Regions from separate parts of the Homo sapiens genome. Here region 1 is linked to region 2. The links are chromatin loops, found by intact Hi-C in ENCODE. Cell type or tissue: mucosa of descending colon. All regions are shown on one strand. Links, peaks and the distances in the headings refer to the core of each region. The heading gives the core; the rest is flanking DNA.

Region 1 (5,386 bases), core at 138-5,137, 350 kb before region 2:
ACCAAACACCGCATGCTCTCACTCATAGGTGGGAGGTGAACACCAAGAACCCATGAACAAGGAGAGGAACATCACACACTGGGGCCTGTCAGGGGGTAGTGGGCTGGGGGAGGAAGAGCATTAGAAGAAATACCTAATGTAGATGACAGGTTGATGGGTGCAGCAAACCACCATGGCACGTGCATACCTATGTAACAAACCTGCATGTTCTGCACATGTATCCTAGAACTTAAAGTATAAAAAAATTAAAATTTAGGAAAAAAATGTTGAAAAAAAGAAAAAGAATTGGGACTTTAATACATCAAGCTGACAAAGTAGGACACTTACATTACACGAAATAGCTCTTATTGCCCCTGGGGTAGGAAGAAGAAATGTTTTAATCAGTGAGATGGATGGAGGTGCAGTCATCTTAATTTTATTTATAAAATAATTGTGACTTTCTTTTGTACTCCAATCTGATGAAGTAGGTTATTTATTTTACATGAAATAGCTCTTACTGAAGAATATATTTTTCAAATGCTCTCAGTAAAGCATTCCACTAATACCACAGACAATTATAAACAGATACATACATATACACACAGAGGGATATATATAATTATATACGTATTTTATCATTACTATATGATATAAAATTATATATTATACATTATATATAATTATCTTGTTATATATAATTGTATAATGTACACATATAGACATATAGAGTATACAGAATTTGAATATAAACAGTATCTTCAAGGAACTGAAACTTACGTTAGAAATACAAAATATACAGAAGTGTTTACATGCAGAATTTGACTACACTACTCTGAAATTTATTTTGAGTCATTTAAAAGAGTAAAGTTGTCAAACAGTTCATGCCATACGATTGTTAAAATTTCTAATTTAAGCTTTAGAGGCCACAGAGCCTCTAATACTAATTTCGTTTCTTCAAAAAAATCTTCTTAATTGTAAATCCAAAAGCCACTAATAAAAGTTTTATTTTTGCTCAAAACTCATCATTACAAAACCACAGCCAATGTGAAAAAAAAAATTCTTCCAAAAATTTTCAAATCCCCATAGATTTTAATTCATAATGTTAAATGAATACTTTTAAAATTAAAGAATACTAGTTTAAAATATTTCAAAGAAAATATATAATTTTCCCCTAAAGTTCCCAAATGTCAGGGATTTTGAAGTTTTTAATTATTATTCAACTCAGAGAAATAAATCTTGTTTAAAATATAACCACAGTTGTGAAATACAAGGAAACACTGAGGAACTTTCATAGAGAGGCCAAGTAGACTTGACAACTGAATGACTATGGGATTCTCCATTGGGTTCTGTGACAGGAAAAAAGGGACATTAATGGGAAAATTGTTGGAACTCAAATACCATCTTTAGTTGATAGTATTATACCAATAATAATTCCTTGGTTTTGATCATTGTACCAAGTTTATGTAAGACATTAACATTTGAGGAAGCTGGGTGAAGGCTTTACAAGAATTCTATGACTTTTGCAAATTTCCTTTGTCTAAAATTATTTAAAAATTGAAAGCTTAAGACAAATCCCTGGGTAGAAATGCACGTTCTTTCCTTATGCAATTGGGTAAACTTTAGCTATAAATGAAATACTTCTCTGCAGCATGCTTAAGAGAAGGTTTTGTGATGAGGAGCATAATTCCTCACCACCCAAAGAACACTTATTTGATGGCATCATTTGCATAAATAAGACCATTGTCTTAGTAAAAAAGTGCTTAAAAATACAGTAATTAGTGACTTTCCAAAACTATGATAATAATAATGATTGAACTTACTTCATTGCAGTCTGTCTCCTCTACATTATTATGCTAAGCTATAATTACCATGTTTTCTTCTCCAGAGTAATTTTTGATTCTAAAATTCTAGGTAAAAAGTGCTTTTACAGATTGCCTTCCACAGTGTTCTTTGGGACCTTGTCATAATGCTATAAATACAGCAGAATCAGGAAAGGTAGGCTGAAGGGGTAATACCCTAGAGGGTTTGTTAAAGAAATAACAAATGGGTTTCAGTATGAAACAGTTTCATTTTAAGTTTATACCAAAAGTATTAGCCCTGAGGGCTATGCTATTGAGAAGTTCAAGTTCAATCTAATATCACTGTGAATAAAGTACAAAGGCCATAATTACGGCCTGTCTTCAGATCCCTAAATTTCAATTTCTCCAAATTATTCTTGGTCAGCCAACATGACTTTTATCCTCAAAGGGATAATGTAATATCTAAGAAATAGGATTGCCTTGACTCACATCTCCTTCTGGCCTTCCCCCATGACATAAACCCTACCTTCCAGACACTTACTGTGTTTCAAATTCCTGATAACAGCAGGGTCGAAGGAAAAGCAAATATATTGCTTAAGAAACCCATGCACATAGTCCACTAATATACAGTCCAGGAAGATTAATTTTTTAGATTGGTTAGTTTTAAACTCAAGAGAGAGAGAACTGGTATAGGATAAGAAGAACTCGAAAGTCCAAGAGTATCAGCTCCCTTCTAGGGAGAAGAGTAAAGCAAAGAGTAATAGGAGAGTTAGGGTCTGGGAAGAGAGGAAGATAGTGGCAGAGGCACTAATGAGAACTTCACCTGCTTAAAACTGTTCAAGAGGAAAGCCTTCTAAGACAACATATCAAGGGTGATGATGGCTCTGAAGCAGTTGGGATGCCTTAAAGTCATACTATGCAGAAAAAGGGAAAAACAAATTTACAGCTGTGAGTTAGCTTATTCTGAATTTTAGCTGATGCCAATTAAAAGATGCTATCTGAAATATTCACACAATTTACTTGGAGTTCTAATCTCAAAAATATATGCCAAAGAGACCTGTCATAAAGTCAATCGATGCAGAATAATGGCTATTGTTGGAGGGGAAAAATAGCACCAAAGTTGTTTTAAAACCACAATGTATCCCATCAAAAGTTTCAATACAGTATATTCATCTCCAAGCTAACTTTTCTCCCACTGGAATAATATCTTTATTTGAAATCAGACAAATATAAAATACTAGAAAAAACACAAAGAAATTACATAGTTGAACTATTGCTACTTTATTTCAGTTATTTTAAAGCTGTAGGTAGGAGAGTTATACTAAATGCTTCCAGCATTTTGAAAGCCTCCACTTTGGCAGCCCCTCAAGGAAATTTGTCACTCTTTGTGCCACTGTTTGTATCTCCAGCTGGCTTTCCAATATCTTGAAACTGTTTGGAAGAAGTCGTTACATCTTCCCAGACTGAAGATTTTTAATTGATGTAAACATAATTATTGTATGATTTCAACACCTCCCCTTTCTGCAATGTTCTTTCCAAAACTATTTAATTATTTTCTTTAAGGGTTTGGCCCAAACACAATCACAGCTTCTTTGTTGAAACGATTTCTCACCTTTTAAAATATAAACTGGCAGGAGTTGATTTGTATTTTACTATATTTTATTTATTTGTATTTGGTTTTTTACAGTGAATAATACTTTTGGAGTTAAACCTTGCCCTATGCATCTATCTTATTGAATCTTGGGTCCCCACCTCTCCAGACAGAACCAACTTAATGAGTGTGTGACCTGTGCAGTCACATAGGGCACCACACTCAAAAGGGCACTGTGCTGGCTTTCATACTACACTATCACTATCTGAAAATTCTTAACGATTTTTGAGCAGGGTCCCCACAAATTATGTAGCTGGCTGGAGGGAACACCTTCACTCTATAAAACTCAGCCTGAAGACTGTTCCATAGTCCATCTGCTTAGCCAGCATTCCCAATGCAGGATCAGCTTGTGCCAATCCCGAATAAATTCAGCCTCCTAGCATCATTTTTCAGAAAGCTACTACAGGTTTGCTTCTTAGGAGCCAACTTTAAAAGGTAAGTAATGAGAGGAGAAGAAAGTGTGTATGGGGAAGGATACAGAAAAACTCTTAGAAAATGTTTTGTGGATTTTTTAAGTTAGACTCGGCATGAATTTTGTGCTTCTAAAAGGCAGAACTGAACTCTAAATATCACTTTCTATGACTATACACCATAAACAGTTAGTACGAAAAAATTAAATGAACATTGTAATGTGATAGCTTACAAGTTAGAGGGGACTGTAGAAAGCATGTAGTTCAAACTTCTGTTTCTACTTCACCAGGAACTTGAAAATAAGAAAGCCCAAAAGCTCACATGTAGTTAGGAAGTCAGCTGTGACCAAAATCCAGGTATTCTGGTTGGCAGTCCAGGGTGCTGTCAAGCTCACCACTCTGCTATAGAAAAACTAAGTGCCCTTTACAGAGCTTGTCTGGTACAAACACAGTTGTGCTGTTGCTAAGGATGGGGCCAAGACACATCCATACCTCTTAAAAGTCCCCACCTTTCCGTGGGGCACCCAAACTCTGTTAAGGTCAGATCCAGAGAATCATTAGAGCCTGCTGGGCTGACCTCAATAATCAGCAATAATTGCTGAGAGTCTACATTGTTATCATTGAAGGATGGAAGTGGGGAGAACTTATAAAGAATATATTTTTAAGTTTTTTTTATACAAAAGGTATACTGAGGCTCTCGCTGTATATAATCCTGTGTTTTTGACTTGTTTAAATATTGCCAGTTGTGAATAGCAGTCCTGTCTTCATTTGTAATGGTATACAATGTCCAAAAAGACTTCTTTTTTGGACACTTTTCATATTTATTATTGATTTGTATGGGGGTGGGTCCTTCAGCTGTACATGACATTTGAGAACAAAGGAAAAGTTCCTTTCTGCCTTTGTTGTGAAGTTAGAGCTCCCTCCAGTGATCTGTCTCATTGATTGAACTTCAAAACACCCTTTCTTTCCAACTGTTCTCTACATTCAAATACATCTAAGCTTTAGCCTTCTCAATGCAGATTTTTTCCTTTTAAAATTAAATTTATACAGTAACACATACATATAAATTTCTCCTAAAATCTTGTTAAATATCCATTTTCATTTATCCTCTAATAGCCTATCTAGAGGACAGTATCAACAAAAAGAAACATGGTCAAGGAATTTTCACTTTGACAAACTACCCATTTATGGTTATTATTTATAAACTTTGTGATTCTGCAGTTGAACGTTTACTTTCATAATTATTAGCCAACAAAGAAAGTAGATAGGGTAAATGCCCTACCATTTACATTGGAGTTGTTCTTCATATTTCAGAGACTTTATTCAGAAACTGAGATATCTTTTTAGATTTCTCAGAGTCATATTTTCATTCTTCCCAGAACTGCCTCCAATTTAATGGCTTTTACAAGCCATTGATAATGCCAATATCAGTGATGCCATATAACTAGATTAACTAAAGATGTAACCCAAAGGGATACATGAATAATAACCAAGTGTCAAGTGGACATTAAATCACTTTTGACCAGTGAGAAAATGAGTTAAGAATT
Region 2 (5,386 bases), core at 249-5,248:
TAACCAACTCCATCTTGCTTCCAACCTCCAAGCCATCCTTATTCGTTCCTGGATGTAGGCTGAACTAACTTTGGGAGAAACTTAGTTTATAATTTATAGTCTAAACAAAGACAGTAACAGCCCTTTCCCAAAGCAGTCATCCTTCTTGCCTGGGAACTAGACTGCCTTTGTAGGACTAACATTAGCCACAAGATTAGAAATTATGGTTTAGGAGTCATGCAGCTAGAGGCTACAAGATTCTGACCCTCCCTAAACTGCTACCAAGATCAGCGCTTGAGATATTTTGCAGACCCTGCACTGATAGATCAGCTGGCACCACCCAGATCAACAAACTGTCTCATTTGATCCTGTGGCCCCAACCCACGAACTGACTCAGCACAAGAAGACAGCTTTGACTACCTATGATTTCATCCCTGACCAATCATCACGCCTGGCTCACTGGCTTCTCCTCACCCACCAAGTTATCCTTAAAAACTCTGCCCCCTGAATGCTCAGGGAGACTGATTTGAGTAATAATAAAACAGAACTAGGGTCTCCCACACAGCCGGCTCTGCATGAGTTACTCTTTCTCTATTGCAATTCCCCTGTCTTGATGAATCAGCTCTGTCTAGGCAGTTGCCAAGGTGAACCCCTTGGGTGGTTATAAATTTGGGGGCTCATCCTGGATTGCCCTTGTGGCTACCCATTCATAGTTCAGTGGCCCCCCCAATCCAGCGATGGATCCAGAAGCCAGCCCAAATGGCTGCCTAATTATCTTGGACTGGGGGCTGACTCTGGTACTCTCTCTACTGGTGGGGTGCTGCCGACCCAATGTGCATAGATTTAATTGCAATGGAGAAATAGTCCTGGGGAGATGTCCCTTAACTGCAGCCCTATCACAGAGTATCTGTCTGTAGCCCCATGGTAGGGTGTAGGGTGTCTGTCTGTAGCCCCATCGTAGGATGTCTGAACTGGTGCGTATCCTAGGCGCTGCCAATGCTTCCTTCCTTCTCCCGACTGGTTTTGTACCCTGTGGTGGGGTATCTGCAGCCCCATTGTGGGGTGTCTGTAGCTCCACCATGGGATATCTGTGTCTGTAGCCTCATTGCAGGGTGTTTGTTCAGTTCCTGGGAGGTCTCGGTTGGCTCTTTCAAACCAGGAAGAGTCCTGGTTTGGTAGACTTCTCCTCAATCAGGAAGATTTTGAGGAGGTTTCTCAGAAGAATAGGCAGATTGTTTCGAAGGGATACTCTTGGAGTTCTTGGTTAGGGATCTAATTTGGAGGGCCTTCTGTCCAACTTGTCTTTGTGTGTGTTTGTATATATGGAAGGGATCTCAGAGGGGCTGCTGATGGAAGTCCAGCAGGCCTAACTCAGAGAACCCTCCTTATTTGTCTGCTCACATTCAATGAGCCATAAAGAAGGCTAAACAGGCCTGTCTCTCAGGGTGACTATCTGCTCTTCCCCTTGCCCAGAAACCCCATTGTGAATTACCGTTCGGAGGTTGCCTGTCCCCACCTGGAGTGGATCAAAGACAACAGGGACCAACGGGAAAAAGTTTGAACTTTGCTAGGCTGATATTGGGTGCTAAACAAGTGACTAATGTTTGTTTTGTTATGTGTATTTTGCTGGTTGGAAAATGTTAATTTGATTCCCCATGCAGCCCATTGGGCAGCATCTTGCAAATTAAGAATCTTGTCTACGTTTCCATAAAATAGTAAAGGGTGATTTTCTCTTGTAAAGTGGATTGAACCCCACAGCTATAGCACAAGCGAGCAGGGACATCAGAAGCCACTCCGTTCTTCTGGAAGCTGCAGAGAAAGGGAATCCAGAAACCTGGCATGCTAGCAGAAAGGGTAAGAAATTCTTACCAGCCAAGTTTCTGTTCTCTCTCTCTTTCTCCTTCTCTTTCTCTGTCTGGGTAAAACAGTAAATAAACTATTGGTCTCCTCTGCAAGAGTTTGATGAATAGAAAAAAGGATTTGTGAGACTAGTCTTAGGCTGCAGCAAATCTGGTGTACTTTGTGCTAAGAATTTGTCTTTCTGTGTTCTGTAATGGAGAAAGGGGTATCACAGGCTAGAACATGGGTTTAGACCCCTATAAGCCTGCTTTTCAAGCCAGCTTGGCAGGCTGGTCATTTACAAACTTTGCTACAGATCCCTGAAACCAATACTGTACGAAATGCCTCTGTCTTGTTTTGTGTCCTTAAGAGCTTAACCTTGTGACCATGTGGGGATACTTTCTTTTGGTTTCCACCATCCAGAGGACAGGAATTTGGGGGTTCATGTCATAGTTAGTCCTAAAAATTTTTCTTGAGCAGTTAAAAGCCTTGCAAGCTTGAAATTGGCTTCTCTAGGCTCCTTCTGGGAAAAGTAATGGAAAACTGCTCAATGCTATATAGCTCAGTAGCTAAGGCTTTATCTTTTGACAGTGGTGGCTTAGGTTCAATTGTTGGCTTCTGGATTGACTCCTTTCTGGTTTGTTATTTGTGTAACTTGGCCATTTATTGAGTTTTTTCCCCCCATAGTTAGCTTCTGATTTCCTCTCTTGAATTTTCCTTTCTCTGAACTACCTTGTGGAGATTCTAAATCTTGTAAAAAAAGAAACTGCTTACCATGTCTTTGAAGCACGTGAGAGGTTACCTTTAGCAAAGTTCAGAAACTAGAAATATTGGCCGCTTGGCATGGCTAAAGTCTGGTAACAAGAGATCTGAAAGGATTTCTTTTTTAAAGAGCACTATCGTTAAAAGTCGGTTTAATTAAAAGTGGATAAACGAGCTATAGGTATACTTAAAAAGCCTTTATGTTTTTCTCTTCTTGGAACTTGTTTTTCTGGAAAAAGGTTTTTTTCTTCTTAGTCGGCTGAATTATTTTTCTCCTTTTTTTTTTTTTTTTTTTTTTTGTCTTGCCACTCTTAATGCACATGAGAGGCCCTAAGATAATTTCTGGTATCCAGGGACTCATTGGGAAAAACAGAGGAAGTGCCAAAAACCCCGTTTTGGGGAAAAAAACCCTCTGTTTTCCTGATGAAATCCCAGGAATTAAAAGCAGATAGATCCCTCTCAAAATCAAAGGCCCTGCTCTGTTTTGCATTGTGTTATCTGATGGTTTTGAGTTTTGAGGGTATCAGAAATTACTTTGCATTATGAGAGAGCTTTGGTGTGTAATAACTAGGTAGGAAATATACTTTAAGGGATGGCTAATAGTTATTATGGAGAGGCACTTGATTCTTTGCACACTTGGATCAGAAAAGCACGCTCTTGGCCACCTGGAAGGAAACATTCCCACCTGCCCAGGGAGATGAGACTCCCATGAGAGATGGGCTGATTACAAAATGGGCTGATTGGCTTTGAGCTGCCTTGCAATGAAACACAGGGTAGAAGCTCTGCACTGTCCTCTCCCACAGTATTTCCCTCTTTTGGGGAGCCAGGATCCAGTATAAAATGACACCCTTAATTTTGGGGATCTGTCTTTGCCTTCAACTGCTTATTTGCTGCTTATTTGACCCTCGAAATGCATGCTTTCCTGGCCCCTTTCCCCCAAGGGCTCCACCCTGAAGCCAGTAATCCAATTAAAAAACTGGCAAATGAAAAATTTTACAAGTGCTGAATCTTCTGTCTGTCCGTGTATTTATATGTGTTGTATGTTTATATATAATAGCTCCGATTAATGGGCTTAGAAAAATAAGCGAGATCAAAGGACAAGGAGGCCAATAAAAGCTGCAAAAAGGAGGAGGATCTTGCCTTTATTCAGCCTCCACTGCACCTGGGTGGGCATGAGCTGGCAGGTTGAACTGATAATAGAAACATGCCAGGTTAGCAAAGCAACACAGAGAAAAGCCTGGCCAGTGCTCCCCAGACTCAACAAACACTGGCTCCATGTGGCCACCGGGATTCAGGATCAGAAGATCCAAACCACAGAGGGGCATTCATTTGCACAAATGAGGACAGAGACAGAAATAAAATCCTAGAGTCAGACAAGGGTATGCACATCAGTTGGAGGAAGGCAGTATCAAAAAGGCAATGAACAGTTGATCCCATAGGAAGAGAGTCAAGGTCAGCAACAAGCGAAGCCAAAGAAACGGTAGCAGACAAGATGTCACCTCCAAAAATGAGCTGTGTCCACAGTGCTTGTAGATCAGGCGCACCCTTTTACCAAAGTGAAGAACTTCCCTTAGTATGCCCACAAGGACGTGATTCCTTCTACCACATCTTATTAATGATGTGGACATTTGAAACATTAAATTCCACAACGATTTAATTGGCACCTGCAGCCCTGAATTACCCTTCTGGAAAGATCATGTCAGTCCCCACTGAATGCTTGTTCTGAATTGCCAAATAGCACTTAGAACTGTGGGACAATGGTCTGCTGCCCTCCACTAAGTCATGTCATGCTTTATTCTTCATGTTGCCCCATGGTCCGCTGCATCCTGACCTCCTGTTTACAATAGACATAAAGAAGATATCCAGCAATTTCAGGTCATAGTTCCTCACCAAAGAGTTAATGATCTGGTTGAGGCTGAAACCTCTACTGTACATTAGAAATACCTGGGGACCTCCTGCAAAACAGCATGTAGGATATAGCCTGGATATGGGTAAATTTTATAAACTCCCCAGAAGAGTCTAATAACCATCCAGGGTTGTAAATGACTGTCCAAATGAAGGCATTACACATAAGCAGCAAACAAATGCAAGGCCACAGACAGCACAAGCACAGTGCACCACAGATCAACGTCAATGCCGTCGCAAGTCAACCATGATAAAGCATGCACAGTCATTTTGTTCTTTGTTTAATAAAATGGCAAACCTGAAAAGCCAAAAATAAACTTAAGTTTACAGTCAATTGGAAAGTAACTGGGTTAAGTCAGTTGGCTTCAGCCTGACTACAGTCCTCCATGAACGGCATTGCTCAGGGACCGTCAGTCAATTCCTTGGCATAGAGGCTAGCTTATGCTGTGGTAACAAACAAACCCAAAATTCCTCAGCAGCTTAAAGCAACAAGTTACTTCTCACTAATGCCTCACATCTGTTACAGTTCAACTGAGGGCTTTGCTTCTTCATCCTTAGTTTAGGACCCATTTCCCAGGAATGTCCCAGATAACAGAGCAGCCATTATCTGGGACATTCCTGGGAAAGAGAGCATGATGTGCCACATGAACATTTTTAAAGATTCTGCTGAGATGTATCACACCTCATTTCTCCTATTTCATTAACCAAAGGAAGTCAGGTGGTCACACCTAACATGAATCCTACTATGTACCAAAACAAAAAGCCGGAAAGGCTTGGTGAACAGAAAAACTGACTACTTAATGCACTAGATAGGTATGGACAAAGCAAAGCAACATAGACAAACCCATCTCTATTGTGTAATTTTTGTATTTCCTAATGATAGCTAAAATGTATATGGACT

Evidence for each region. Peaks named below come from ENCODE experiments on the same cell type or tissue, not always from the same donor. Only the 100,000 strongest peaks of a DNase experiment are listed, where the experiment ranks them.
Region 1: a loop joins it to region 2, with 4 times the contacts of the local background. A loop is called at or near these places in 3 of 110 quality-filtered maps.

Annotation. Positions count from the first base shown.
Region 1 is chr7:108,972,626-108,978,011 of GRCh38, reverse strand. No RefSeq gene overlaps it. Among named protein-coding and RNA genes, the nearest start is that of LINC02903, 91 kb to the right of the region's middle. In mucosa of descending colon, for the core only: no CTCF peak of the experiment used is centred there; no DNase peak of the experiment used is centred there.
Region 2 is chr7:108,622,840-108,628,225 of GRCh38, reverse strand. All of the region lies in intron 3 of LOC105375448 (a long non-coding RNA gene), which reads right to left. Among named protein-coding and RNA genes, the nearest start is that of DNAJB9, 56 kb to the right of the region's middle. In mucosa of descending colon, for the core only: no CTCF peak of the experiment used is centred there; no DNase peak of the experiment used is centred there.